Linked DNA regions of Mus musculus: region 1 is linked to region 2. Evidence: chromatin loops called from intact Hi-C (ENCODE). Cell type or tissue: gastrocnemius. All regions are shown on one strand. Links, peaks and the distances in the headings refer to the core of each region. The heading gives the core; the rest is flanking DNA. Region 1 has its middle 29 kb from the start of Lama1. Region 2 overlaps Themis3 (thymocyte selection associated family member 3).

What was found. Hi-C counts contacts between places; a loop is a spot of excess contacts. Peaks named below come from ENCODE experiments on the same cell type or tissue, not always from the same donor. Only the 100,000 strongest peaks of a DNase experiment are listed, where the experiment ranks them.
Region 1: a loop joins it to region 2, with 5 times the contacts of the local background. A loop is called at or near these places in 15 of 42 quality-filtered maps.

The regions. Positions count from the first base shown.
Region 1 is chr17:67,659,878-67,676,278 of GRCm38, forward strand. No RefSeq gene overlaps it. Among named protein-coding and RNA genes, the nearest start is that of Lama1, 29 kb to the right of the region's middle. In gastrocnemius, for the core only: a CTCF peak has its summit at 8,317 (motif pointing left); a DNase peak (open chromatin) is centred at 8,314.
Region 2 is chr17:66,572,602-66,587,184 of GRCm38, forward strand. All of the region lies in intron 2 of Themis3 (thymocyte selection associated family member 3), which reads right to left. Among named protein-coding and RNA genes, the nearest start is that of Themis3, 15 kb to the right of the region's middle. In gastrocnemius, for the core only: a CTCF peak has its summit at 5,614 (motif pointing right); DNase peaks (open chromatin) are centred at 5,626 and 9,791.

The DNA of each region.
Region 1 (16,401 bases), core at 4,153-12,152, 1.1 Mb after region 2:
TCCTTCCAAGATGGGAGGCTTTGACCTTGGAAGGAAGTACTACACATGAAAGAATGACACAAAAATGTTTATGTCTAGAAAGGATACACAGGAAATCATATTCTCTCTCTCCCTCTCTCTCTCTCTCTCCCTCTCCCTCTCCCTCTCCCTCCCTCTGTGTGTGTGTGTGTACGTTCATGTGTCTGTCTGTCTCTGTCTCTCCTTGTCTCTCTCTGTCTCTTGTTTGTATCTCTTTGTCTCTCTGTCTCTCTGTCTCTGTTTCTCTCTCACTCTCTGAAAGGATAGACAGGGGATAAAAACTCAGGGCCTAGGGCCTAGTACTTACTAGCCAACTGGTCTACCACCGATACACACTCAACTCTACTTGCTTATTTCTGCCTATCTATAATTTTCAGTATTGTTTCAGCAACAATTAAAGTTCACCTTACTTTTTTTTAATTAGGTATTTTCCTCATTTACATTTCCAATGCTATCCCAAAAGTCCCCCATACCCTCCCACCCACTCCCCTACCCACCCACTCCTCTACCCACCCATCCACTCCCACTTTTTGGCCCTGGTGTTCCCCTGTACTGGGGCATATAAAGTTTGCAAGTCCAATGGGCCTCTCTTTCCAGTGATGGCCAACTAGGCCATCTTTTGATACATATGCAGCTAGAGTCAAGAGCTCTGGGGTGCTGATTAGTTCATAATGTTGTTCCACCTATAGGGTTGCAGATCTCTTTAGCTCCTTGGGTATTTTATCTAGCTCCTCCATTGGTGGCCCTGTGATCCATCCAATAGCTGACTGTGAGCATCCACTTCTGTGTTTGCTAGGCCCCGGCCTAGTCTCACAAGAGACAGCTATATCAGGGTCCTTTCAGCAAAATCTTGCTAGTGTATGCAATGGTGTCAGCGTTTGGAAGCTGATTATGGGATGGATCCCTGGATATGGCAGTCTCTACATGGTCCATCCTTTTGTCTCAGCTCCAAACTTTGTCTCTGTAACTCCTCCCATGGGTGTTTTGTTCCCAATTCTAAGAAGGGGCAAAGTGTCCACACTTTGGTTGTCCTTCTTCTTGAGTTTCATGTGTTTTGCAAAAAAAGTTCACCTTATTTAAACAAATAAATACAAGCAAATTGAATACTTTCCCCTAAGAAAAAGAAGTAGGTGCTGGTGGCTGTCCCTGCCCACAGGAAGTGCCTGGGCATCCACAGATGTCTTCTCACCTCTTCCCCTCAAGACCTCCGATTACTCTAACTGGAGCACCCCAGAGCCATTCCACAGCATGTTGTACATGTCAACGGTGCCTACGTATTTCAAAGCTGCTTCCTGATGCCTGTTACAGAGCCGCCTTCCTCTAGGTCCAGGCTTACAAATGATGGGAACCCTTGCGGGGCCTTTACAATAGACAGCTTGCCACATTTGAGTTTCATTTTTGGCCTCATAGGTGAATCTCTCATGTTAAAAATGTATCCATTATACATGCAAAAACATGCTTATGTATATGACACATATATTCATACATGTAAACACATGCTTATGCATACTGCATATACATACATACATACATACATACATACATACATACATACACACTATTGTTTGTAGTAAAAGAAATACGGTCAACAAAGGTCACACACACACACACACACACCGCACACACACACACACACACACACACTAACTACCTTGCCATTCCCCATCAGTGATGGAAACATGTCTCACATTATCTAAAATGGCTTCTAAGAAGTCTTCCATCCTGAAGCAACATGTCAAAGAAGCATACACCTGATACCCACTTTTCTACATCAGCTCCTAGACTATTTCTGCAGCCCATGGGTAAACTGGGCTCCCAACATCAGATCATTTAAAACAATGAATCGTTCCAAACTGCAGCTTCAGTGTGTCTTTCCCTCAGCACTCTCTACAAGGGGAATCATTGAGGGGCAGATGTCAGTTCCCTCTGAACCGAGTGCTCTCTGCTCTACACACCCACTGCTTGCACATAGGGCACATTTTCTCTTCAGCACAAACAGAGTCTTGAACAGGGACTGTCAAGCCAGGGTAGCACCTTCAAATGATGTTTATTACAGCTTTAAGGGGAAAGGCTTCACCTTAGGAAGCGGTGCAGCTCTGAGGGGAAAGGTATCCTGGCGGTCCAGAGCCAAGGAACATTGGAGGCGCACCACATGACAAACCTCACACAGATTTTTTTGGGGGGAGAGACACAGAGAGTGGTTGCCTCTGCTTGGGCAAGAAACAGCAGGAAACCACGCAGGTGGCTGGTTTTATATAGGGGCTTTGAGGGGTGGAGTTTTCCAAAGGGGGAACTGGTAGGGTTTTGAGCTCAAGGATTGATGAGTTTGAAGGCTCAGGGATAGGTGGGTTTGAGTGAGCTTTCCAACCTGGAAGTGGGCTCAGACCTTTGACCCTGCATTTGGTTCAGGGTACCTTGTGTGACACTGATCACATGGATTCCCGTTTTGATTTTTTTTTTAGACTTCCTTCATAAAAGTCACTGGTGGTTTGGATGAAAAATGTTCCCTACATATCTCAGTGGAGGACATTGTTCTGGGGAGTTTGTGGTATAATACTTAATACTACCTAAGGTTTTAATTACTATGCTTTATATATATATATCAAATAGTATATGGCGCAGGAAGTAAGGTCAGGAAACTAATACTTCCTGATTAGGAACTTCTAATCCTCCCTAATTAGGAAGCCCAAATGATCATACAACACATGGCCCTAGCAACTGCAGGACCCCATAAGGGACAGCATTCCTAGGAGATAGCACCCATTAAAGATCAGCCTGAGATGCCCCCCCCTTAGCATCCCATAGCTACTGCTTCTCCTAAATTACATTAGACCAACATTATCTCAACCCTGTGCCCCAAAATCGTATGGCTTCCCTTGTGCCATCAGACACAAAGAAGAATCTGAAAAAGGCAAGTTAAAGATGGAAAGGTGAGATATCCTTGTTTTCTTGCAGTTAAGTTATGTTAATTTTGTTAATTTAATACACTATAAATCTACGACCCTGTGCATATGTTTGCTGGATCATTTCTAGGTCTGAGGAGAAGCTGCGTTGGTGGAGAGCCTGAAGGCATTCTATTCCAAGGAAGTCCCCCTTGGTTGGAATGGACAGATTCTAAAGGGAAGCTGGGCCAGGACATGTTTCTTTCCCCATTGCTCCTCTGTTCTCGTCTTATTGAACCCAGATGCAATCTCTGCTTAGGTGGATTAAGGACTGTCTTTGGAAGATAAAGTGGATAGTAAAAAGCCACATATTAATGAATTAGAGCCTGCTTATAAAAACCTCATCATCAAAATTTAGATCTGAGGCAGATTAAAAAAAAAGAGCAATTTATCCTCAAACATCCCCTTGGAAACGATCTGTGCAGAATGTGAGCATTAATCTCCGAGACCTGTGACTTTATATTCTGCATGTGCGAGCTGCCTACTTCCTCAAACTTTCTGGCCTCCGATATCCCAGAAGTTTACTGCTAGAAGGTTGTTGATTTTTTTTTCTTCCATCTTTATTATGTTGGGTTTGTTGATTTGTTTTGTTTTTTTAAAACTACTCTGGGCAGCAGAGAGAGAGAGAGAGAGAGAGAGAGAGAGAGAGAGAGAGAGAGAGAGAGAGAGAGAGAGCGCAGAGATCCTAATGCGCCCAGAACATGAGCTCTGGCAAAGTAAAGTCACTGCAGGTTAATTAAGAAATTTAAAAAATTCTTTCATAGACAACTCTTTGCCCTGAGAGGAAAGGTTATAATTAAGATAGATTCTATGTCATTCGGAGCATTTAAAATGCCAGCTCTTCAAAAAATAGAGATAATAAAGTCAGCAGGGAGAAAACGCACTGCTCAACGGGTTTACATGAACTGACCTTGCTAGCAGCAAGACTCAAGGAACTTTCTCTCTCTTCAGGGCTGCTTGCATGCTTGAACCATCTAATCTTCATCCCCAAAGCTGAGGAGATGCCCACCAGCTTTCTCTATGCCCAGAACAGTGTCCTCTGCAGACCTGAAAAAAATCTCTCTATAACAAGAAAGTGTTCCCCAGCTCAGGCCTGGTAGGATGTGGTGATACATCAGCCATAGATGGCTGGCCTTGCCAGGGCAGGGCAAAGTGTGGGGTGGGACCTACAGCAGAAGCAAGCCTCTTGTATGGAGTTAAGGCACCTGGTATTAACGTCTTTCTCTGTGTGTTGAGGTCCCGTGGCAAGGATATTGAGAGATTCTTCTATGTGGTCTCCAGAGACACATAGAGCTGGAGACATGAACAAAGCTCCACCCCTAGGGATGTGTGGTGGGAAATGCACCCTCTGGGTGATTTCACAGCACTGATCTTTCCATCCCTTTCTAGGCCACAGACTCCTCTCTCTGGTCCCTTCTCTCTGCAGGATGCTCTTCTGCAAAGGTGCTTCAAAGTCTGCCCCAGTCTGGCCCATGTGTCCCCTCTTCTGTCAATGCAATGCCCACGCACTGTAGCCCTGGGATACCTCTCCCTCCCACTCTCTCTTGCTTTTTGACTTTCTTAAGGGAGACCTAGACATACTCAAACGAGGTAGACACCTGTACTTCCCAGAAAGCCCTTCCTCTTTCTTTTTCTCTTCTTGTGGCCAGAGCCTAGAGACTCTTTGGACAGCTCTTTGGCAATGAATCTGTGCAGGGGGTGGGGGGTGGGGTAGAACCCTGAGCTTTGCACACACTGAGCAAGTTCCTGTTAACCCCTTGATTACTAAACTACATCACCAAACATTGCCTTCTGGAAACAAGGTCTCACTGTGTAGCTCACAAGTAGCCTTTACACGAACTATTCTCCTGCCTCAGCCTCTGGAGTGCTGAGATCACAAGTACATAACCCCATGCCTGGCGTGGTAGATATTCCTGATTGTCAACTTGACTATACCTGGAATGAACTGCAATCCAGAAGTGGACGGTACACCCATGATCCAGATCTCGAGGCTGGAAGACACAAGTTTCTGACCTTGTGTTCTGATCTTGACATGGAGATCTTGAGGTATAGTCGCCATGAAAAGCTTAGGCCCAGGCAAAGAAGTATGGACTTTTAATCCAAGGAGACTAAAGCAAGGAGATCTCTGAGTTCAAGGTCAGCCTAGGACAAAGCAAGTTCCAGATCTAGGCACACCTTTAATCTGGGTCACACCTTCTGCTGGAGACCGACATAAGGTCATTGGAAAAAGGAAAACTCACTCCTCTTCACTTGATTGTACTTACCTGCCAGCACATCTGTTGGAATCTACTTCTACAGAAGACCAGCTGAAACAACTAGCCTTGTGGGACTGAGCAACTACTAGATTCTTGGACTTCCCATCCACGGTTGCCCATTGTTGGGTTAGTTGGACTACAGATTGTAAGTCATTACAATAAATTTCCTTAATATATAGAGAGACATTCTATAAGTTCTGTGACTCTAGGGAACCCTGACCAATACACCAGGCCTGACCTGGGTTTCAGACTTCTCTTTCTGTCACGTGCATCTTGCTCACACTAAACGTTGTTGAGTGTGAGCATGGTGAAGCGGTACAGAATTACCTCTGGGCTGGACTCCAGCGAACCCCTCTCCAGCAGCTGACAACCACTGTCTAGTATGTGGGAGAGAGACGTGGTCACTCACTGCTCACGGTGTTGAGGACTCATTTGAAACTCTCAGACAACAATGTTCATGACGTGAAAACATCCCTGCTTACTGTGGATCCAGGAAATACTATTCACTGTGGGAATTAATAGGGTGTGACGTCTTTCTACTCCAATGTCACTGGCTACAACAAAAAGAAGACAGTAAAATTGCCCTGCCTTTAGTCTCTTTGAAAAACTCTTCACCGGCATCTGATCCCCGTGAACGTTCAGATCTTATACCTCGAACAACAAACCTTTACTCACTTGTGCAAATATATTCAGAGATGGCAGGCAGTTTGCACATGCTTGCCCATCTTCTGCATATCTGGGTTCAAGCCCAAAGCACGACTGATGTTACTTAATTTTATGCTCACTGAATTAGTGAATGGCTATACGGCTATACAAATATTGTTGTGCTAACCCTCAAAGATGCTGTCTATATGCATGTGTTAGTTTTCTGTTGCTGTATCCAAAATACCTGAGGCTGGACTTTTTTTTTTTTAAGTGTATTTAACTCATATACTCACCAGAGGCTCAATGTTCCAAATCAAACAGTTCTGGCTTTGTAAGCGCTGGCAAAAGTCCCTGTGATTATGTCACCATATTGTAGAGAAGCGGAAAAGGACTGTATAAGAAACAGGTCAACACATGGTGGTCTTCTTGATGACAATATTCTTCCTTGAGAATTAGTACATTCTAAAAACTCAACATTAATTCCTTCCAAGGGTGATGCCCCAGTGACCTCATTAGTTCCCAGGAGGCTCCAGGTCTCAATGATTCTACCACACCTCATCATCATCACACTGGGAACCAAGTTTCCAGGGTGAAAAACTCCCATGGATTAAAAATAAACCGTATTCATGCTATCACACTTTGAAATATACACGTCAACTGACACAGTAACTATATTGACTGTGATCTATTTTACATAGATCACATAGCACCTCAACTTGGGGTGGCATGGAGGCCTCCTGGACATCACTGGAAATCAGTCTAATATCTTTGAGTCTCACATCTATGTCCAGAATAAACAAGTGTATTGTGGAATCTAAAAAGGGTCTGTCATGGGCGGGATGCTATTGGATCCTTGACCCCAAGTCCAAGATATAAAAATATTAAGGGCTGTGATGTGTGCCATGCACCCCACAGGAGCCTTTCTGGCACCTTCTGCTGGATGCTGTGAGTCTTGTCTCTTAGCTGTGACACTCCCAGTCTGTCTCTGCTATGTCCTGGTCCCCCTTTCTTCTTATCTGTGGAGACACCAGTCATTGAGTAACAGCCTGCCCTACTCCTGTGTGACTCCAACATACTTTCATTACAGACGCCAACAGCTGATTTGCAAATGAGCACAGGGTCTGAGGTACTGGATTGAGGCCTTATGTGAGTGGCCAAAGGAAGGGGCAGTGCCCAGCCCAGGGAGGTCTGGAGGAACTTTGCTGGCTCCTTCCAAGACCCTCACAGAGTGTCTCTGCTGCCTTTCCTGGCTCAGCTGGCTAATTCTCAGCACTCGTTTCAGCCTGGTGGGGTTGCTCTCCATGGCGTTGGTGAGCTCTGCTTTCTCTTCCTCAGCCAGCTCACCCACTCTGCTTCGGGAACCTTTTCTAATCTCAAGTTCAAGGTTGTCTCCAGTCCTGTGCATTCCTTCAGCCTCCCTCCCCCACTGAGCTCTCTAAGAATGGCAGCCTGCAAGGCTATTAACTAGTATGGATCCTGACAGTTAGGTTCTGGACTCTTTGGTGACAGTGACCAAGTCATCAGGCCACCTGCCCATGTCCTTAACCAGTTCTCCTAAACCCGGCAAGAAGGGATGCTGCAGCCGGTAGCTGAGCTCCAAGGAGACCAAGCATTCCCCCTGCAGGGTAGAGGAAGGCAGACAACCTCATGTGACAGAGGGTAGATGCTTCCAGAGACTAAGCCGGTCAAGCAGGCACCATCAGGGAAGCTGAGGGAGAAGGTGTGGGGATCGAAGGCTCTGATTGGGGAAGGGCGTCAGGAAGGTTGTGTGGAAGAAGGGAGGGTGTGAGAAGAAAGGAGATAGGAAAGGAAGCCTGCTATGGAGAGGCAGGGGAGCTTCTTTAGTTCCACTTTTCCTGTAGAATCCTCAGAAGGACCCAAGGAAGGAATGGGGCTTGGGGGATGAGCATCATCTAAATGGTAATGTGCAAGCCACACAGAAGCTATACTGTAAGAATTCTCTCTCTGTGTGTGTGTGTGTGTGTGTGTGTGTGCATCTGTCTGTCTGTCTCTGTGTGTATGTGTCTGTGTGTGTGTGTGTCTCTGTGTCTGTACCCCAGTGTCTGTCTCTCTCTTTCTCTTTCTCTCTCTCTCTCTCTCTCTCTCTGTGTGTGTGTGTCTGTCTGTCTGTCTCTGTGTGTATGTGTCTGCGTGTGTGTCTGTCTCTGTGTCTGTCCCTCTGTGTCTGTCCCCCTGTGTCTGTCTCTCTGCTGTTTCTCTCTCCCTCCCTCCCTCCCTCTCTGTGAGAGAGAGAGAGAGAAAGACAGAGAGACAGAGACAGGGAGCTAGAGCAAAAGAGACAGGCACTGAAACAGAGATTTCTGCTAAAGACCAAGGAGATGATGGAATGAGTCTCTGATGCCAACACAGGAAAGCATACTGTCACAGTAAAACACAACCAAATTAGGACACTAGTTCTGATAGAGTGGGTTCTCCAGCTGTGTGGATCAGCAGCGCCATCTAGTGGGGCATCGAGCTAAGAATCACAATCTTGAGCTCAGGGAAGTCCGATACCCTTCACACCAAAAACTAAGATGACTTCTCTAGAGTTCAGTGTAATTTATTTTAGGTTAGTCTAAAACCCTAACTAGAAAACTCTCCATTTTACCTCTAACATTACTGGGAGGGGTTCTGGGGCTCTGGCTGGCCCAGGCACACTCCATCAGGGCACCTGGCAGGGGGTATCCACAATTATTTGTGCATACTCATGGTCCTGTAAGAATCTGCCTCTTACTTTGAGTTCTAGAAGATTATTTGGGAGAGAACCTTGAGCCTGCTTAGAAATGTTTAGATTTACGGTTTTTGTTTTCATTTTAAAGAAATGGTGATCACTATGTCTATGGTCACTGTTATTTATCTTTGACTGTGGGTGCTTTCTGGACAGTCTTCCCCAGCTCTTGGACTACCAGCTTTGGAATGTAGCTGCTGCATACCTATTGGCATTTCTGAGTCTGCACCAGCTCTCCCAAAAGACTACCTTATTTCCCAACTAGCGGGGTCATCTCCACCCACGTGACCTGTAGCCTAAAGTTACAAACATCTAATCTCAAACTCCTCTCCTTTTCCTTTCTTTAGTTTAGCGCAAACATCCACCCAATCTCTGCACCGGCGTTCTTGGAATTGCTTGTCTCTGTCTGGTGTCTTCTCTCAGGGCCACAGCCGCAGCCTTATAGAAGCACAGGACAGGGATTTCGGAGAGTCCAAGGGGACACATTGATCACTCAGGATTCCAGCCAACATTACCTCAGAGTAGATGTCAATAAGTGGATAAATGACTGTCAAGTCAAAAACATGTCCGTTTAAGCAGCTGTTATATTTAATGTTCATTCATATTTGATTGCATTAAAATTGTGTGATTGTTATATATTATTATTATTCCTTCTTGAGACAACAAGCTTTCTCTATGGACAGCCCAGGCTGCCCTCAGGCTTGAGAACCTCTTGTCTCTGACTCCCCAGAGCTGGGATCATGAGTGAATGCCACCACACCCAGTCTACCTATTTTGTCAGAGCACTTGAGAGTGCAGGGTGGTCATGGCTCACCAGAACCTGAGAACCATAAATTAAGTTATTGAATAGTTGTCAAATAATTCAAAAACAAAATAAAAGAACTTGTTCTCTGAGTTTTGTAGCCCAAATTTTATGATACACTTCATGTGGGAAGTCACATAGAAAAACTTAACAAGATTGCCAGTTTTAGCAGATTGGCTGGAGCTATTCAAGGTTCTGTGTTGGGGACTCAAAGGCTCAATGCTGAACTCAGGCACTGGTGTCATCTGCACTGAGATCAGGAGAGTGGACATATTCAATAATGTGGTAACACTGCCTCATACCGCCATTTTGAAACCCAGTTGTTCAACAATTTTTATTTATTCTTACTAAAGAATAAATAAAAATTGAGCATGAGCCAGGCAGTGGTGGCGCACACCTTTAATTCCAGCACTTGGGAGGTAGAGGCAGGGGGATTTCTGAGTTCAAGGCCAGCCTGGACTACAGAGTGAGTTCCAGGATAGCTAGGGCTACACAGAGAAACCCTGTCTCAAAAAAACAAAAAACAAAAACAAAACAAACAAACAAACCAAAAACAACAACAACAAAATTGAACATGATAGTTGTACCATTAATCCCAGCATGCTGGAAGCTGAGGCAGGAGGATCATAAATTCAAGGCCTGGATAGGCTACAATAGTGAGCTCAAGGCCAGCCTGACCTAGTGGATGAGACAGAAACAAAGCTAAAACCAAACCAAACATCCCCAAAGAATGACATCTTATAAAGGAATTATGAGATAAATTGTGTTATATTTTCAAGATAAGTACTCTTATCTTATGCCACTACCTCAGCGAGGTGCTTCGTCTTCCTTTTGTCCGTGTATGTAAGTAGCGGGATGGGTTTCTGCACATGCGTCCTGATTCTGCCTTCTGTGGCATCACGCTGGTGATAGCCACAGGGAGCTATTTCAACCACAACAATTGGCAGACATTACAAATCAAGACTTTCCCCTAGAAAGCTGATGGCTAAAAATGTACAACACACATACATCATGCTTGTCCAAAGGAAGAAAGAAGTGGCACTAACCAGTGGCCAGTGCTTACAGGTTTCTCTCATGTGGCTGCTGTTGTCCTCATTACTCTCTAGCCATTATTTAGATGTAAATGTCTTGATGTTCATGCCTCTAACTCTCACATCAACCCTGAGCCAAGCACTATTGTGATTCCCACTTTATAGGGGAAGAATCCAAGACACAGGTGTGCTGGGAAACCTAATCAAGGGGCTGGAGAGACTGCTCTGTGATATGGAGCACTGGATGCTCACCCAGAGGACCTGGGTTCAATTCCCAGCACAGGCATGGCAACTCACAACTGTCTGTTCCAGGGGAATGGACACCATCACACAAACATACATGCAGTATATAGGAATTTTTTTAAAAAGGAAAGAAACTTAATTAAAAGCTCATTGAGTGATTAGAATATATGTGTGTGTACATATATATGTATATTTATCCTAGTATATATAATTACATACTACATATCATATTAGAATATTGTGATGGTTTATATATGTGCAGCCCAGGGAATGGCATGATTAGAAAGTGTGGCCCTGTTGGAGTAGGTGTGTCACTGTGGGTGTGCGCTATAAGACCCTCATCCTAGCTGCCTGGAAGCCAGTCTTCTGCTAGCAGCCTTCAGATGAAGATGTAGAACTCTCAGCTCCTCCTGTACCATGTCTACCTAGATGCTCCCATGTTTCCACCTTGGTGATGATAGACTGAACCTCTGAACCTGTAAGCCAGCCCCAATTCAATGTTCTTCTTTAAAAGACTTGCCTTGGTCATGGTGTCTGTTCACAGCAGTAAAACCCTAACTAAGACAGATATATATGGAATATATATTATCCCATATATTATATATTATTATATATGTGTGTATATGATATAGATAGATAGACACATACATACATCATATACACACACATACATAAGCACCTTCTAGGCATTTACAGAGAGGAGGGCATACACATTGGACAGTCATTGAGGATGAAACACAGAGATGTGGAAAGGTGGCAAGGTGACATACCAATTGTTGCTCTGCTGGGTATAGTGTAAGTGCAGCCCCAGTCTCCACCCATCCTAATCCCAGCATTAGCTCTCTGGACTGTGGCTGCATTTTCTTAGACACTTGTCACAGAGTGTGACTTCAGAGCATGTTCATGACAAAGCTGGAGCAAAGGATACTGGGCACTGCACGACAAAGGTTGCTTCCCTCATCTTGCTGAAATGCAGCCTGGCTGGAGGTCGGCTTGCTATCATCCCTTGGAGTCCTGGACTGGGGACGGCTCCTTCTCAACACCCATGTCCTTAACCACTATAAAGCCACATGGCGGCTCACACACAACCTCTGCCCATTTCCTCCTGACAGTGGCACAAACGGGTCTCAGGTCTGCCCTGAGAGGGTGACACGCTCATGTCTAATATGAAGGGAGGTGAGGGACTGCAACACCGTTCCAGTCCCTGAAGGAGAAATGGAATATTGACAAATGGTTCTTCAGAGCTTCCACAGAGAGTAGGAATCTATTCCTGAAGATGGAAGCTCACGTGGCTGATGCCTGACTCAAACCTGGGACGGAAGCAGCCTTTGGTAGTAGGATGGAGGGGCTGGGATGGACAAGAAGGTGTTACCACAGAGGCAGAGAAGAAACAGGATGCCAAGCATCGAGATGACAAGGCCCCCACAGCTCTGACTATGTGCCCATCAGTGCCCTGAGTGAGGCACATGTTTGTAGTCTCTGGATTCCCAATGGGTCAGGCCTAAGAAACAAAGCACAACAGGCGTTAAGTGTGTCTCATCTTGTCAAAAGACTGTGCTGTAGTCTGATGCTCCACCCACCATCCAAACAGAACGGATAGCCCAAGAGGTCACATTCTTTTTTCGACTGAATACTTTGTCTGGTGGAACCCTCCGTCAATTGGGTAATTGCTTCTAGGGAGTGCAGTAGGCCAGCACACTGTTTTAGGACAAGTGTCCCCTCCTCTCCAGACTGCATTCTATAATGAACTATCAGGGTCACAATAAAACAAGATGATCTATTGGTGGTATACAACCATAAGTCAATTTCTCTGATGGATTTGCGTGACCTTTGGCAGAAGCCCAATTGTGGAAGGAGGCTTTGTCTCCAGGAGGAAGGCAGAGTCAGCAAGTAGGCAGGATGGTAGACATAGAGGAAAGATGGTCACCCCATGATGGCTTGAATCTGGAACAATCCACAGAGTCCCTTGTGCTGAGAGCTTGTTGCCAAGAGTGGTGCTATTAGGAGGTAGAGAAACCTTTAAGAGGTGGGGTTGAGTGTGAGGTCTTCACTGGGAACACACCCTTAGAGGGCGTTATAGCAGCTGGTGTTTTTGTCTCCTCTGCGTCATATCCTCACCAGACAAACACTTCTCTACCCAAGACCCAAAGCAACAGGACCAGATGATCATGGACTAGCACCTTCAAGCCTGTGATTCCATGGATAACCCATTTTCTTCATAAACTGATCGTGTCTGGAATTTGTAATAGCAGTGGAAAGCTGCCTGGCATAGGGTGTACCATACAGTGACATGTAAGCCCGGTTACCCTCTGGGTATCTGCCGACTCTGATGACTACAGTGTTTACGTGGAAATCAAACATGGAAACTTCCAAGAGACAGAGACTCAGCTCTGCAGCAGCAGCAGCAGCAGCAGCTTCTATCACTTCCTCAGCCTGGCCTCCTAATATAAAGGGAGGTGAGGAAGCTACATCAACACTGCCATCAAGTCAGGGAGCTGCATCAATACTGCCATCATGGCTGTCTTAGTCAGGGTTTCTATTCCTGCACAAACATCATGACCAAGAAGCAAGTTGGGGAGGAAAGGGTTTATTTGGCTTACACTTCCACATTTCTGTTCATCACCAAAGGAAGTCAGGACAGGAACTCAAGCAGGTAAGAAAGCAGGAGCTGATGCAGAGGCCACGGAGGGATGTTCCTTACTGGCTTGCTTGCCCTGGCTTGCTCAGCCTGCTCTCTTATAAACCCAGGACTACCAGCCCAGGGATGGCACCACCCACAATGGGCCCTTCCCCCTTGATCACTAATTGAGAAAATGCCTTACAGTTGGATCTCATGGCAGCATTTCCTCAACTGAAGCTCCTTTCTCTGTGATAACTCCAGCTGTGTCAAGTTGACACAAAACCAGCCAGTACAATGGCTAACTCCTGTATAGCTTCATGTGAATTCTTCATGGGAACCAACCAATGTCATATAAAGTACAATACTCCTTGTACAGTTGAAGATCCCATGGCACAGAGTGGGAAATGACTAGAGAGAGTGAGAAGGTGAGTGTGTGGATGTGTATGAGAGTGTATGTGTGATTGTAAATATGTGAGTATGAGTGTATATATGTGTGTGTGTGTGTGTGAGACAGGGAGAGAATGTGTGTGGATCTAAATTCCTTTGATACCAGCTGAGATTGTGTATGATTTCTTTCCTGAACTCACTTGCCAAATTCCATACATGCTGAGAACTAGAGTAGACTGAGGTATTCACTGAGAGAAAGAGAATCCACGTTTATAGCCATATGAATTGACCCACTGAGTTTAGATCCAGAGGAGAGGCCTGTGAGTGGCAAATGTTATGTCATCAAGGCTGTTGTGGGAGGAGACAGACAGAAAGACAAACGTTGTGAGAGTTCTAGTGGGCACATTTCTCCAGGGATAGATAGGAGCCCTCTCTGGATCTCTGTCTAAAACCTGTAAGTATGCTGTAGCTATAGAAAAACGACAGAAGGTTGACGTGATGTACATCCTATACAATGTCTGAACAATGGCCTTTAATACTTTAAAGATTATCAAAGTAAGAGAACACTCAGACACTGTCTTGGTCAGTTGAGCCCAAGCCAATACAGTTGAATGCAATGTAGTGTCCTGAATGTGAACATGAACAGATATTAATCAGAAAGCCTACTGACCTATTAGCAGCGACCTGTTCATATTAACTGGCAGATCGGCAACAGTTGCTTCTTCCTAGCTTTGAATGTTAGTATTACTAGAAACAGGTGATACAAATAAGGGAACCCTCATCTTTTCAGGGTTTCTGTAAACATAAAACACTGTTCCAAAACGGAAATTATTCAAAGGAAATGATGGCAACATTTATGAGATTTGCGATGTGTACTGAGAGGAGCTTCACAGCATGGCTGCTGCACAGGGCAGTGTGCTGTTAGATTATCTTACTGTCAAGGAAGTGGAAAAGGAAAAGAAAGGCTAACCAATGATCAATAATTCTTAGAACATACGAGTTGAGGGGCTCAACTAACATTTGAGAATCAATCTAGCAACTCACATGTTAATCTCAAATAATAAAGTAAAATAACTTACACACATTCAAGAGTATTTCACAATAGACGTTTGAGGCAAATATAAAGAAATGCAAAGATGAAGGGCTCTTCAAAATGTCTGCTTAAAGTGGCAATTGGCCAAGATTTTCAAAATGAGGCAAGCATGTCTCTTGCTAGTTTCTACCTGACATAAGACAAGAAAAATAAACTAGAAAAAAATTAAGGTTAGAGAAGAAGTAGTCCCTTTTTGTTTGCAATGATTGACGTATATGCTAATAAAACTCTAGTAACCAATAACTGGGAAACAAGTCAACAAGCACTCCTACTTACAAATAATAATAATAATGATAATGATAATACATCAGAGTGAGTCTAATCATAGGTTAGACTTTTTTGCTAAAAGCTATAATCTAACCTTAAGATATATACTATAATCATGAGCAAAGATTCAATGTTGGTAGCATATCCATTCTCTCAACTTAATTATAAATATAAGAAAGCAGGCTGAGCAAACCACAGTGAGTGAGCCAGTAAGCAGCACTCCTCCATGGTCTCTGCATCAGCTCCTGCCTCAAGGTTCCTGCCATGTTTAACATTCCTGTCCTGACTTCCTTCAGTGATGAGTGATGTAAGCCAAATAAACCCTTTTCTTCCCAACTTGCTTTTGGTCATGGTATTTTTATCACAGCAATAGTAACTTGAACTAAGATGTAATCCTAACATAATTTTGTAGAAGCTGGGAATTAAAAAAAAAAGATGTAGCATAATGGGGAATGGAAAAAGAAAGAGAACATTACACATCTCTATAGGTTTCATGATTACAGAGAATGTTACGAAGTGTCACCACAAAAAACATGACCAAAATGACCAACAGAACAATGTGGGTTGAGTAGATTCAAACATAGTCAGTTGGTTTACATTATAAGAGCATTTTAATGCAGTAGGTTAAGAGTATTTTCCTCAAATACCATGAGACTGGACCATCCCTACAAACACTGTGCCTGCATGCGCATCTGCCAAGAGTGTGTTCGTGAGTGCTGGACTTTCACATAGTTTACAAATATGTAACAGGACCCAGAGCTACACAACAGTCAAAGCGAATCACTAAAGCCTCAGGAATAAAATCTAGGATCTTCATAAGAACCTAGAAGTAAGCTAAGAGTTTTTTGTTTTTGTTTTTTGTTTTTTTAAGGTAAGACCTTTAAAATATTAGCCAGACAACTGATTATCATTTATGGCAGTTAAGAGGAAAAGAATGGTACTGGGGGGGGGGATGCTTTCTGAAAAGTAAGTAGACAGCAGAAGGGAGAGACCACATCTGGCTGGTAGTCCTGCTTTATTTTGTAGAAAAGTGCTCTATGGGAATCTATGTACTTGGCTCAATAAATCTCTCTTCTTTACTAATTAGTTAGCCTGGTGTATTTTGTCACAACAATGGATAATGAACTAAAAGATGTGTACAGGGAGGAAAAGTCTAGAAGGGGAAATATGGCTGAAACAAACCAGCAGCCATGTGTGGATGGAAGCTGTCAAATGTACTGAGGTGCGCTGGGAAACAGAACCAGACAGGAATCTTTAAACTTGCCTGGTAGACAAGAGGTAGATGGCATTAAGGTGTGTGTATATACACGTGTATACACACATGCACACACACCCATAAACATACACACATTCACATGTACACACACACA
Region 2 (14,583 bases), core at 2,365-10,364:
GTCACATGGTGGGCTCGCCTGTCAGCTGGAAATCACATCTTCAGTTTCTAATGGTTTCTAAATTCCTTTTATTTTCTATTCAAGATGATCTCACTATGCAAGCCCCGATTGCCTCAAAATCACAGAGATCTGCATGCTTTTGCCTCTTGGGAGCTAGACTCAAAGGCACAGGCCACTACATCCAACTGAATTTTTAATTGTTGACATATTCTTTATTCATTAATATTTGCTGTCTTTGTTTCAGTCAGACACACTCCACTACTAGGGGGCAAGCTTGAGTCACTTCCTTTAAAAGTGTCCAGAGAAGGTCCGGGTTTTTCTCTCTCCCTGGACACGCAATGTAGTCGTTAGCCATGTCCTTTAAGGTGCAGGCAGGATATAACTACCTTCTCAGGCATTTTCCCCAGAGGTTGCCAAAGTTCCTTTGACTTTAAATGTTATTGCCTAGTGGTCTCTACCAGATCTGTCCTCTGAGATTCTGTAAACACAACACTTAGGCCAGGGTGTTGGCAAATAGGAGAAGTGGTGTGTGTGTGTGTATGTTTGTGTGTGTGTCTGTCTGTGTGAGTGTTTATGTGTGTGGATATGTGTGAGTGCATGTACGTGTGCATGTGTGCATGCATGTGTGTGCTCATGTGCATGTTGTAATGAGACCATTTTACTCAATCTATTCCACAGATGTAGAATCTGAGACTCAATGGCTCACGTTACACCCACTTGGCATCTTCAGCCAAGGTTCAAATTTTGCTCTCCAAACATTATTTCTAAGAAAGCTACTAGATGTCTCTTGACCAAATTAGAGGGTGAGCCATGAAGAGAGTCAGGGAGGAGGGAACCAGGGAAGAGGCTGGGGTTGGGAGAGGACTTCATGATAATGAGGAGGACTAGGGAAAAAGACAAACTTGATTAGCCTAAGGCATTTGAACAGACTGGGAATAGAAACTGCCAATGACCAGAGGATACAAAGATACAAAAGATGATACAAAGAACAAAAGATGATACAAAGAAAAGCAAAGTAAATGAACTTGACCTCCAGGCATGGTGCTATTTGGCCTTAATCCTAGTACTCCAGAGGCTGAGGCAAGAGAATCATGAGTTCAAGTCCAACCTGGGCTACATAATGAATTCTAGGCTAGCTTGAGATACATATTAAGACCCTCTCTCAAATTTAAATTTACAAAAGAAGAGTGATTTAACTATTCTACTATATGGTTCAGCTGTGAATAACAGAATCATAACTTTGTAAATCCTGTGTGTGTGTGTCCCTAGACTAGGGTAGGAAGCTAAAGAGATCCACATCTCTGCCTTCTATATCAGAAACTATCTTGAAGTGGGACAGAAATCAAGAAGGCCAGTGCAGTGGCCCTGCAAGTTCACGCTGATGACTGACAACTCCACTGAGGACTGAACACACCTGGGAAAACATTGCATCTGTGTTGAACATGCACAGACTTTATTTCTTACTATTTCCTAAACAACACAGCCCAACAACGATTCTCAGCATTTACATTGTATCAGGTAGTGCAAGTCACCTAGAGACAATTTAATAGATATAATATATGCGAACCCTGTGCACTGTACTTGGATAAAGTACTTGGATAGCTGTAGCTTTTAGTATTCACAGGGGGTCCTTGAACAAATCCCAGTGGAAACCAAAGGATGCATTTTACCTAGAAATATGGAGACAAAGCAGGAAAATCTAATAAAGTAGTTGCTTTAAGGAGTTAGAACTGGGGTAAAGAAAGAAGTGTGTGTGTGTTTGTGTGCATGTGTGGGTGTATGTGTATGTATGAATATATGTATGTACCTGTGTATGTATGTATATGTGTGTATGTATGTGCACATATGTGTGTTTGTATGTGTGTATATGTATGTATGTGTGTATATGTATGTATGTGTGTATATGTATGTGTGTATATGTATGTATGTGTGTATATGTATGTATGTATATGTATGTATGTATGCGTATGTATGCATGTGTATGTATGTGCATGTGTTTGTGTGTATGTTTGGGTATGTATATGTATGTATGGGTGTGTATATATGTTTATGTGTGTATATGTGTGTGTTTGTGTGTATGTTTGTGTATGTATGTGTGTATATGTATGTATGTATGTGTGTATATGTGTATATGTGTGTGTATGTGTGTATGTTTGTGTATGTATATGTATGTGTGTATATGCATGTATGGGTGTGTATGTATGTTTATGTGTATATATGTGTATGTGTGTGTGCATGTGTATGGGTGTATATGTGTGTGTTTGTGTGTATAACTTCATGGAAAGGGAAAGAAATAAGAAAAAAGAGGAGGAGAGGGAGGAAGGGGAAGGAGAGAGAGCAAGAGGGTTGGTACATTAGTTCACACAAAGATAATCACAATTCAAAGATGTTTAGTGAATGCCCTTCTTTAAAGCACCTCCATCTTTTTTAAATAACATTTTAAAAAATGTGTTTGGCTATTTGCCTACACATGTCTGTGCATATATGCAGTGACCACTGAGGTGGGAAGAGGGCGTTGGGTCCCCTGGAACTGGAATTCCCCACAGTACTATGCCACCATGTGGGTTCTGGGAACAGAACATGGATCCTTTGGAAGAGCAGCCAGTATTCTTAAGCATGGTGCCATCTTGCCTGGCCCGGACACTCACATCTTAAAATGAAGCAGCATTCCCCCTTAACTTAAAGGAATGAGTCAGATCCTGCAGAGCCAGGCTCTGAGGATTATCCAGTGCCTAGCAGGCTACAGGCTAAAGGATGGGAAGTCAGACAGTTAAGAGTGATCAGTGGGCTGCGGGGCAGGGGAGAGAGCACGCTTGCCTAGCAAGTGAGGCCTGGGTTCCAACCAAACACTAAAACAAAGAAAGACAGATCCACACTGCTTTGTCAACCTCCATGCCTCTAGATACTCATGCAAAGCCCCATGCAGGCAAGCATGGAAGTATGGGATCTGGCTGTGGGCAAAGCTGGGCTACCTATGGAAGAGGATGAGGATGGTCAGGAATTAGGCAGAGACTTCTCCTGTGCTTATTCTCTTAGTGGTAAATGTCAGAGGACGTTTAGAAATTCAAGTTGTGGAATACCAGGCTCAGTGTGGAGCCCAGCTAGATGGGTTGGCTTACTCCCTGAGCACAGGCGGGGGTGACCCAGGCTGAGGGTGCAGGTGCTTTCTTAATGCCATGATGGGGCGGTTGATGGGTACCTCCTTGTGGAGAGCAAACAGCAGAAGGCAGGGGCTCTCTGTGCCCTTTAGTACGGTTGTTTTACATCTGGGGCCATGTCACCAGGCAACAATTTGACACCTAGGCGGATCTTGTCCAAAGGCAGGCATGGCAGTGTTACTGATAATGGCTAGGAAGAAGACACAACCTTCCTTAACTCTTTGTCTTTTGGGAATAATTTTCATAGCAATGTAAATAGTCACATATGCCTGTATATGCTTTTGGTCTTTGTTCAAAATGTGTGGCATTAAAATGATATTTACAAAGAGTTTTGTTTGATACTATGTTAGAATGTTAGTGGCAAATAAAGTGATGTCTGCTAGTAAGACCTATATTTGACCTATTTATACAAGTCCCTTTTGTCCATGGATGACGTGCTTTAGGTTTGGGAGTAGAGACCTGAAATCATGAACATCAGTCAGCTTTGCATTACTACGTCAAGATGCAAAAGTCAAGCATCTTAGGAAAAGGGCATGCTTGCTTCATCTCAGTGTTGGCGTTTTAGCTCTCGGTCTAGACCACTGTTGCTTCTGGTTCTGTGGGAAGATAACACAACTTAGTGGGAGCTCATGGGACAAATCTGTTTACCTCATAGAACACAGAAAGCAAAGACAGAGGGAAAAGAGGGGCTGGAGTTTCAACATTCTCCTCAGAACCCTCAGTAACGTTCCACTAAGCTCCACTGCCCAGGAGTGCTAAGGGCTGTGGCCCAAACCTTTAGGAAGCCTTTATGGAACAGTCTAGATCCAAATGACAGAAATGATTAATAACAACAACAAACAATTATGACAGTTTACCACAAGAAAAGTTACATGGATACTGTGTCTCTCTCAATGTTACTTTTCATTTAAAAGAAAGACTTTGTAGCTTTCCATTGGCTCATTAAAGCTACTCTTGTGCTTTGAGACCATTCGGGAAATAAGGCCAGCTAAAACTCAGCACCGTGAGATTATGACATTTTATCTGATAACTCAGATTTAAAAATTATAAAATCATGCATATAAAAATTTAAATTAATTATATATGACATATATGATATATAATATTTATCATCATAAATTATATATAATTAATTTATTATTTATTTTAAATTTTATTTACTAATTTTATATATTTATAATTTATTATTTATTTATGATTAATTTATTCCGTGATATATGTATATATTCCATTATTTAGATATATACATATATATGCATATGATGGAATAAATTAATTGGCTCAAAGTGGTTTCCATGTAACTGAAGAAACAAAATCTAGGAGGGAGGTGGTGGTGGTGGTAGGGAGAACTAATCTACAGAAGAAACAAACCAAACCAAAACACCCCACTAAAAACAAAGCCAAGCAAATGAACAAACACCTGGAACCAGCCTGCAAACTCCCACCAGGGATAGGAGTGATTCATCCTTTTTTGGCACCTGTTCCATTCCAACTTTATGCAATGAAAGCATGTTGCTTGTGAATAGAAAGTACAATTAGCACTTACAAGGGAAATGAGAGTGGCATAGGTTTATGCCGCTGAAGTAAAGTCACTGACATAGACCTCTTCAGGGACAGCCCGGCTCCCTAACCCATCTCTAACAAGGGTGGCTGATTTTCTTTCCAGGCACTTATATCAAATGCAGAATTTTTATCAAGTTAAACAGAAGTCCCAAGTCTACCCGCGGAGTCATTGTGCATCTCAAATTGTTATCTGTTGTCTCTTCCAGAGAATAGGAAGCTGCAAGCTCATTCAGCGTTTCTAGAAGTTACCATGCCACTCCTTTGAAAGTGGATCAATAAAGCTTTCTATTAGATTTTTCTCCCAGGTACACAGCAGTCATAATTAACAACCTCAGCTGTCATTCAAGCTGGAGCTCATCAAATCTAAAGACCACAGAGTGTGTCCTCTGACAGCGCCGTGTATGTCTTCCTGAAAACAAGATAATGCCAGGCCAGCGGGAGGCCTATAAATATTGCATTCAAGAGCACCGACATTGACCTACAGTGTCTGACAGAAACATAAAGAATGGATGGCACTGACACACTCTTCTGCGATTTCTATTCCCAAAGGTAGCAGCATCAGGCCCTGAAAGGCCTTATACCTATCACGAATCTTCTCTTACCACACAGAAAAGGCTAGAACGCTTTTTCCCCTAGCCTAGTTGATAAATTGGTTCTGTAGAACCCACACAGATGAACGTGGCTTTCCTTAAGTCAGAGAGATTTCCCAGAGTTGAAGATTCTTGTTACTTCTTAAACCCACCCTCTCCTCTCCAGCTGCACAAGAGCCCTAGACACACTTATACAGCACCAGGAGGAGACATGGCTTTCAAAGACTCACATAGGAGGATTCCGAAGGCACACAGACTGAGAAATGCCCAGGGCAGTCGCTTCCCTAATACTGCACAGGATCACAAGATGGCGCTGTCACCACAGCAAAGATGCTTAGATCCATTTCCCTGCTGCGGAATTCCTGGCGGGAGACTCACCTAGGCCCAGGTAGGAATGATGCCCTGTCCTGGTTCCATGTTTGGGGATGTTTGTATAATTAAAGTGTGTGCTTTCAGTTTGTGACTCGGCCACTCTAAAGTGTTAACAAACAGTACGCCCACACCACAGGAAAGCCCACCTGTCAACATAGTTTTCATACCGTCGCTCTGGGCGGCATAAAATTCTTTCCTCCGTAAAGAATACATAAATGGGGAAAATAAACTGTACTTAAAACTTTGGAGCATTTTTTTGTTCCATAAATTCTAATCATATCCTAATCATAATTTTCAAAGTAGTATTTTTATTTTTACTACTCACAGTTCCTTCCATCCAATTCACCTGCAAGGTCCTTATTCACCACCTCAGTTGGGCTGCTCGGTTTTCTTTGGTCAACTTGATACAAGCTAGCTTCATCAGGAAGAAGAGACCTCAATTGAAGGGATACCTCCATCAGCTTGGCCTGTGGGCAAGTTTGTGGGGTATATTCTTCACTGATGACTGATATGGGAGGGCCCAGCTCCTGGTGGGCGGGACCATCCCTGGGCTGGTGGTCCTGGTGCTATAAGAAGGGAGCAAGCCACTAAGTAGGACTCCTGCATGGCCTCTGCTTCAGCTCCAATTCCCCTCAGTGACAAACTCCAATTGTAAGCTGACATAAATCATTTCTTTCCCAAGCTGCTTTTGGTAATGGTGTTCATCACAGCAATAGGAACCCTAACCAAGGCACAAGGACAGAGCTCAAGCAGGGCGAGTGGTGAGTTTCCTGACAGCTCATAACAGCACAGTAGTCACGTAAGACAGATTATTTGCTGGGCTGTTACCCCCAAAGGTACCTTTCACCCCCCTCAGACAAAGAGGTCTGGCACACATTCACTAAGTCCTGGAGCAGGAGAACCCTAGTAGGCAAGTTACTGTGCCACTCCTTTTTAAGTGTATCAATAAAAGCTTTTTGTTCCGATTTTGTCTAAGGTACCTGGCAGACAGGGGCGGGGAGGCTCCCAGGAGCTTCCAGCTGGGAAGCGCAGCAGGTGCTCAACCCACGACTCCAGGTGCAAGGCCCACACCCACCTTCATCCCCATCTGCCCAGCACCTGTTCTGGGAGCCCCTTGCTGTCCCTCGAAGGGACTATACTTCACAGATTCCAGCTGGAGGACAGTGACATGGCTGAGAACCTCTCACAGGGGAGTAGAGTGTACCAAAGTGAGTGAACAGGACAAGATGTGGTGGTAAGAGTCACACTGTCACCAGTCTCCAGCGAGGTCCTGAGGGATCACATGACAACCTGTCCTATAGCAGCAGAGACTGGTGGAAAGGCTCGTGTGAAGGTATAGAGATGGACAAGGGCACAAACGGACTCCCAGGCATGGCTCCTTATGTGACTGTTGTGTTGTATCAAGTTGTCTAGAAAAGCACCCCTCTCTCCCCTCTCCCTCTGACTTTGTGCCTTGGTTAGTGTTTCTATTGCTGTGGTAAACACCGTGACCAAAACACAACCAGCTCTGTGGTGCACAGGCGGAGGCAGAAGCTGGGCTCTACAGTGTTCAACCTTACCTAACTGCTCTGCAGACAACATCCTGTTTGTTACTGATGAAAGATGCCGAGGTTCGTAGTGATTGTCTGCTTTTGTCCAGCATCACACAGGACAGGAAGTTAAAAGGTTGGAAAAGGAGGAAGGCCTGGGGAGACTAGCAACAGCCGGAAACGGAGGACAGAGCTCCAGGTTCCAGCAAACTTGACGTTATGCTGCACCTGAGCAGCCTGCCCATTGAGCCCCGTGACCTCCATTGTGCCTCAGACCCACAGCAAGGTCTTGGTGGGGTAACTGGGACTCACAGATGTTAACTCCAAGGGCTTTGCTGCCGAGGAGCTGGGGTGTGGCTCCCTCATTAGGCTGTAGGCCACCCTCTGCTCTGTGCGCCCCTCTCTCTGTGGCCCTTGCTTCTTTCTGGAACCTTCTGTCTGCGGCACACTCAGGGCTTCGCCCGTTTCCTCCACAACTCACTCTACCTGCTGGGTACCAGTTGTGAGAGTTAAGAGTGACTACCAGATTTGCAGGATCTAGAATCACGGAAGAGACAAGCCTCTGGGCATGTCTATGATGGAGATTCTCGGCTGGGTTAACTGAGGTGGGGAGCCCAACCCTAAATGTGGGCTGGAGTCCCAGACGGAAGGTAAAGGAAACAGAGCTGAGCGCTCATCACTGTTTCCTAACGATGGATACAATGTGACCGGCGGCCTCAAATAAACCCTTTTTGCTTCTTTGGCCTCTCTCTGTCTGATATTTTGTGTTGCAAGAAAAGTAAACAATAAACATGAAATACAAATAGTGTCCCCAAGGGAGGATTCCCTTTCTTTTGTGGGTCTCTGGGATGAGCATTCAGCGCCAAAGGACTACAGTCCCGGGGATAACACAACAAAGCCAGAAACGCTGCAACGCAAACCTGGTTTTGGACAACCACCTTTCACTCCCTAACCTCGGCTCAGGGAGGCCGATATTCTTGTTCTTCATCAACTCTACTCCGACACATCTCTGGGAAGCCTAGGTCCCAACCTCCTGCCTTCTTTGCCTTTCCAAGTCCCATATCATCCCGAGTCAGCTCTGCACCGCAGTTCCCCAAGGCTGCGAGTTTAGTGACTGGATTCCAACCAGCTCTCTCTGCAACATCCTCACGTCTACCCTCCGTACCCCAAGCTCTGAATACCTTCCTTTACACTTCACAATTTGTTTGAACCTGATGATTCTCAAACCTTAGGGTATACTGGAACCTTCTAGAGGGCATGGCCAAGTACATAAGTGTTCTGGCTGAGCAACCTGAGTTGGGCATAGGAAAGTACATTTTTACCCAGGAATGCTGCCCGGGGGCGGGGGTGGGGTGGGGTGGGGCTATACTTTAGAAGAGTGGCTTTGAGCTATGCTCAACTCTGACTGCTTCTTACAGCCACCGGGGGAGCCTTAGCTGCCAGCCAGACCCAGCTCCACCTTAGCCTAATTAAATCTGATGTTCCAGAGTGAGGCCACCGAGGGCTTTTAGAGCCCCTCAGGGATTGTGATGCACAGCCTAGACCATCTACTGCCCTACAGATCCCGCCTTGCCCTTCCTTTCTTTCGTCTCTGGCTGCAGGAGACCCTCTGTGCTCTCTCGCCTTGCCTAGCAGAACCACAGGCAGACCTATGTCAAGCCATGGACCTGCGATTTCCACTGCTGAACCTGAGTGCGGAGCACACAGGGATTAGGGGTTACAGAATCCTATCCCCAGCTGCTGAGGCAGGGTGTTTGGGGAGATTGCACTCTAAAGCCCCTGATCATCAACATCAGGTATGGTGCACACTGGGTGCATGTGTGAGTCTGCATTCAGCATTTGGTACCATGAGCCTGCCATGAATGCTCAAGAGGATGCTACTAGCTGGTTGTCCCCTTCCCATTGGGACTCCTCATTTACGAATCAGAGATGGTTGTGCCACTTCCCAGACTCACTTTAGTTTCACTTACAAGGGTTAAGTTGTGGTCTTAGGCTTTCCTCAACCTCCTTTTGGAAGGCATTATAAAAGGGGAAAGCATTGGAATGACATCACCACGCATCAGCCCTTGTAAGCCTTAAACGGGCACGTAAGCTATTGAAGGTGCTGGAGTAACTCTAAAATACGAAGAACATGAAACTATAAGAAACCTAGAAACCGAGTTAAGTACTAAGGCAGATTAAAGGAAGTCTCTGTTACATTCTCCTTGTTAAGTATGCAAGCTCTATCAATTATACAACACCAAACACCTTCTCTGTGAAGATGAACTGCTAATGCTCTTAAGACCTAAATCACCATGCTTAATCACCACTATACCATAAGAGAACGACATGCTGTTTCTAATGTCTTCGCATCGTGGGTGTCAGAGGGAGACTGGGGATGACCTTGGTTTTCTTCTCCGGGAACTGTGAACATTGTCAATCATGAGGAAATGGATGGTGACGGGAATATGTGGAGAGATAATATCATCAGAACATGGCACAATGATGCCTGGGCAAGAAAGAGACAGTAAAGTTTAAAGGCATTGCCCTGATGTGGGAGCTGGAACCTTGCCCTGGGCCGGCTAGTACGGTTGGCTATAACATGCTATTGTGATCCAGATTGGTCCCCCGCTGGGTGCCATCTGAGGGGAAATGGAGGCATCCTTAGCTGTGCTACCTTAGCCATGCCCCTCAACAGTGAACTAACTCACTGTCTAGGTTCGCCATTCACCAATTTCAATCCACCAACACCCCAAGTTCTACCCCCTGTGAAGTTAGCTAGATAAAAGCAATCCAACTCACTGTCTTCAGGGCTAATCCAGATACTGTGTTTCTCCCAGGCCGTTTGCTCCTTTTCTTTGCTTCTATGACTTCTGCCCTCTATAGACTCAACCTGCTCTTCAAGATGATACAGTGAAGCTGAAGAGGCTACCTTCACTGACTAACTTACAGATTGGAAGGTGTAATAGCGCAGCTTCCAGTCTTTCATTAGTTTAATGAATCCAGCCTTGAACGGAAAATGTATTCCTGAGTGCAAAGAACTGTCAGGTTTTCATTACTGCAGAGAATCAGGGTGCCCCGGGGAGAAAGCATGAGGGCAGAGGCTGTGGTGTGGACTCAGTGGTGAAGAAAAATGGCCTCTTTTGTCATGTACTCTAGGGAACGAGTCCACCATGGTTTCATCTTCAGAGTAAGTGTCCTAGAGATTTTCAGCTGATTTTTGCTGCCTTTCTAGAAAGATCCTTGAGCGGCACCTCTCTCCTAATTATCCCACTGCTGATGTGGACCTATGTGGTCATGTTTGAACAAATTCATAGTACAAATATGCTCTTCTCTAAAACAGAGACATTTTAGAACTTAGCACGGAGAACCTTGTGGCCTTTAGAATCGGGAAGGTTCAATCAAACTAGTTAATATATCAGTTACATCACCAATTCATTTTTTTTTTTTGTGGTAAGCACGTTTAAAATTTTAGTGAATTTGAAACACCCAAGACATTCTTATCCTCTGTGATCAATATGCATTGCAGCAGGTCACAAAACCATTTCTATATCTTAGCTTTTTTAAGATTCCACATATCAGACTATATAATATACATCTTTCCAAATCTCATATGCTCTTTCTCTTAGCATGATGTATGTTAGGTTAGGTTAGTTCTAGCCATTTTGTTGCAAACGCCAGACTTTTTTTTTTTTTTTAATAACAGATGCATAATATGTCATTATTTATATGCATCCATTCATCCACTGATGGACTCTTAGATTGCTTCCAATATCTTAATTACTGTGAATTATGATGTCAAAGAAGATAAATTTTAATAGAAACAAATTAATAGATGTGTTCTTGGTATATCAGAGTAGACCATAACACACACCCTCAAGAAGAAATATGGCTATGCACTTTTCAGAGCCTTAAAAAAAAAAAGCTCCCCAGTTTTGACCAACTAGCGGTACCAAAATAACTGTGATGTTTTACACGCCAGAGGAGCTTCACTGAAGCCAAAGGGAAGAGCAGTGGGCCCACAAATCTGAAGAGGTCATCAGCTGAACAGAGAAAGGGCCCTTTTTTGTTTTTTTAAATAAAAGGGCACATTGTAGGATTTTCCTGATGACCATTCTGGCTTGATGTAGTGACTGAGTCTGGTGGGCCTTCAAAGTGGCATGACTCACTGGATCCTTTAGATCCTTCTTCCTGGGACCCCAGGCTGACTGCCCCAGGCATGGAATCACCCCTATGGTTCAAATAGCCATGGGAAGACAGAGTTTGTCTCTGCTAGAATAGTAAGCATCTTCCTCTTGGGGGAGAAACACGTTTTTGGAAAACCATTGGTTCTTAGTCAGTCTTCCTTAGACTATGGGAAAGGGGGTATCTCTTCATAAACACAGACAGACAGGAGTCCATTAGTGAGGCCTCTTCCTGCCCTGGCCATGTATTTGACTTGCATTTGTTCACTTGAGTTTCCTAAGGAACATGGATTTCCTCGGCCTAACCCTTCATTTCTGGTTGGTTCTAAAGCATCGGCAGCATACCTCTGGCTCACAAATCCATCTGCATTTCACTATCAGCTCCTTTGGGTGGTGGTGGTGGTGCAGCAGTGGAATGACATGGCTGAGCCGTAAAGGCACTTCTCAACCATCCCTGGACTGCCCCTTACCTCGATACATTTGAATTTTAGGAGGGCAAAGTCAGGGTCAAGAGCAGCTTCTTGTTGGATGTAGGAACGAAGGATTGGGGCATTATTCATTTCATGCAACAAACATTTATTCTTTTGTTTTTGCACGTTCATTTGAGAAATAAAGCTAACAGGATTTTACTTCCTGGAAAGGGTTTTGCGATTCGTCTTCATGCTCCATGGGCAGTGTCTTGCATAACCATTCAGGCAGTTGCCAGGCACCAGGGGATGAGGCCCCCTGTACCCTAAGCAGAATTTTTTTTACTACCTTTGATATGGCCATCCAGTCTCCCTTCTATATCAGTTACTTGTTTTGTAGCTGTGAAAAAAGAGGAAAAGATTGACAAAAGAAACCTAGGGAAGAAAAGGTTCATTCCGGAGGACAATTCGAAGGTTTCATCCATCATGGTGGAGACTTCATAGCTCTGAGAGCTTGAAGTGGCTTGGTGTTAGAGGGCATCGGTAGCCAGAGGGTTCAGGGCAAAGATATTTGTGCTCAGTTTGACTTCTTCTTTCTGACCAGTCCAGGACCCACAGTAGAGCTGTGCAGTAAGGCTGCCTACATTCAGCCTTCCTACCTCACCTAACTTCGTCTAGGTGGTTCCCCCTTATCCCAGCCCAGAGAGAATTCTCTGAGCTTATTGTAGATTCCATCAAGCTGAAAGTCAAGGTTAAGCATCTGCCTTCTCAATTGTCTCCTAGCAAGGTCACCATCACCTGGTGCCTCTGCTGAGCACAGGCCCTTGATGGCACTCAGAGAGGCAGCCTACTGAGCCCCAGCTAAGTATCCTGTGCTAAGTACACACTCGAAAACAGTGCTCAGTCCCAATAATCAAACTTCTAAGATGGTTTAGTAATGGTCTCAGTTTTTCACCTAGGAAATATCATGCCTGGAAAGAGAGGAAAGCCTCTCTTGGCTGGAAAATTTTACATCTTGACTGCAGTTCCCCTTCTTCCTCTCCTCCCAGTCCCTCCCTGCATTGCCCCTCTGTCTCCCACATCCACACATCCCTATCTATTCAGATAAAGGCAGCTTTCACCCATGGATATCAACCAAACATAGCATATCAAGTTGTAGTAAGACTAGGTACCTCCCCTCATATTAAGGCTGGATGAGGCAACCCAGTTATGAGGAAAAGGGCCCCCAAAGCAGGCAAAAGTATCAGAGACAGCCCCTGCTCCTGCTGTTAGGAGTCCCACACAAAGACAATTTCTACTAGTTTGTGAGTCCCTTCCCAGGCTGGCTTTGGACTCATAAGCTCTTTCCTGTGAATTATCCAGCACTGCTACAGCCAATGCACGGATTAAAGCACTGCTCACACAGGAGGCAGAATTCTTCAACTTGGCAGAATGCTGGAACTTGGAGGACTGAAAAGGCTGTGGTAGACCAGAACTCTTTAGCTCCTCTGTCAACTGCTGGAATGAGCCTGGTGCTGAGGTGGGAGGCTGTGTAACTGTTGTCTGTGGCTGTCCTCCACAGGGCTCAGAACAGCCTGGAAGAGGGGTTGCCAGCCTCAACACAAGCCTCCTTGTGCCTCAGTTTCTCAGCAGAGCCCAGGGTGGCTGGTGGGCTTGGGGCTGATTTATGTCACATCTTATCTTATGCAGGGACTCGCGTCTCTTCTTTTGTTCAGACTGGCAGGGACAAAGCTTTGTGTTTTGGTTACAGTACTCGGGCACGCAGTGCTGGAGACACTGAAGCTTGGCAGGGAAGTTGGGGAGGCCAAGTAAACCCTCGGTCACAGAGTCCCAGCACTCCAGATGGGACCAGTCACAGCTTTGGCAGTGACTCCTTGCCCCCAGTGTTCTATTTGTCTTATAGCCCAGCAGACAGAAACGTGAGTGAGACAGGGGTCGGGAGAATCCTCACGTGGTGTCCCCTGGGATTCGGTAACTAGGGCGTTGCTGACACTTTCTCTGCGGAAGAGTTGGCGACTCCATCAAAGCAGCGAGGATTTGATTTTTAAACCCTCTTGCTCTCTTCAATGTTGCCAGCCTTCCATGTTCCAACAGAGAGCTCTGCTGGTTGGAAAGACATGCCAAATGAGGCACAGAGGAAAACACAGCTGTGATCTAATCATTTGTCACACATAGGACCCTCCGTCAAGGAAGCGAACAGGGTGCTCGAGATAAACCTTATGTCTTTACTGAAGACTTCCATGGTGCTTCAAGTTCCTGTTCTCCAGTTTTCTTTTGATTGTCACTTAGCTGATCAAATGTTACCATCGATGACTTCTGATTTACCTTAGCCTCTCCCCTTTGAACGCAAGTGATCAGTGAACAGGAGGTCACCGGCTCTCTGCTCATCTGGAGTCACCTTGATAATGTCATCGATATCACAACTCAGCTGCTTTAAGATTCATAATGCTAAGACATAACTCCTGGCTCCTGATGTGAGTGCCAGGCCTGAAGCTGCTGCCTATCTTGGTTCCACAGCTGGGTTTCTGATGCACTCTCCAGGCAGGTAATGGTGCCCGTGATGATGCGGATATCTACTGTGCTGAGAGGAGGGACCATTTAGCTGCTTCCCCGCAGGGTCTCCCTTCACCTGCTGTTCCATTTTACAGCCCACTTACATCCCATCCACACCGACAGACACATAAGCATTTTCTTCTGCAAGTAGGCACGCGGCAATCGGGGAGGTGGGCTCCCAGAGGTCCCAAGCACGGTGCATTAGGCAGCAGACCAGCAGGCTCCTGTCCCAGGAAGCTCTCTGATTC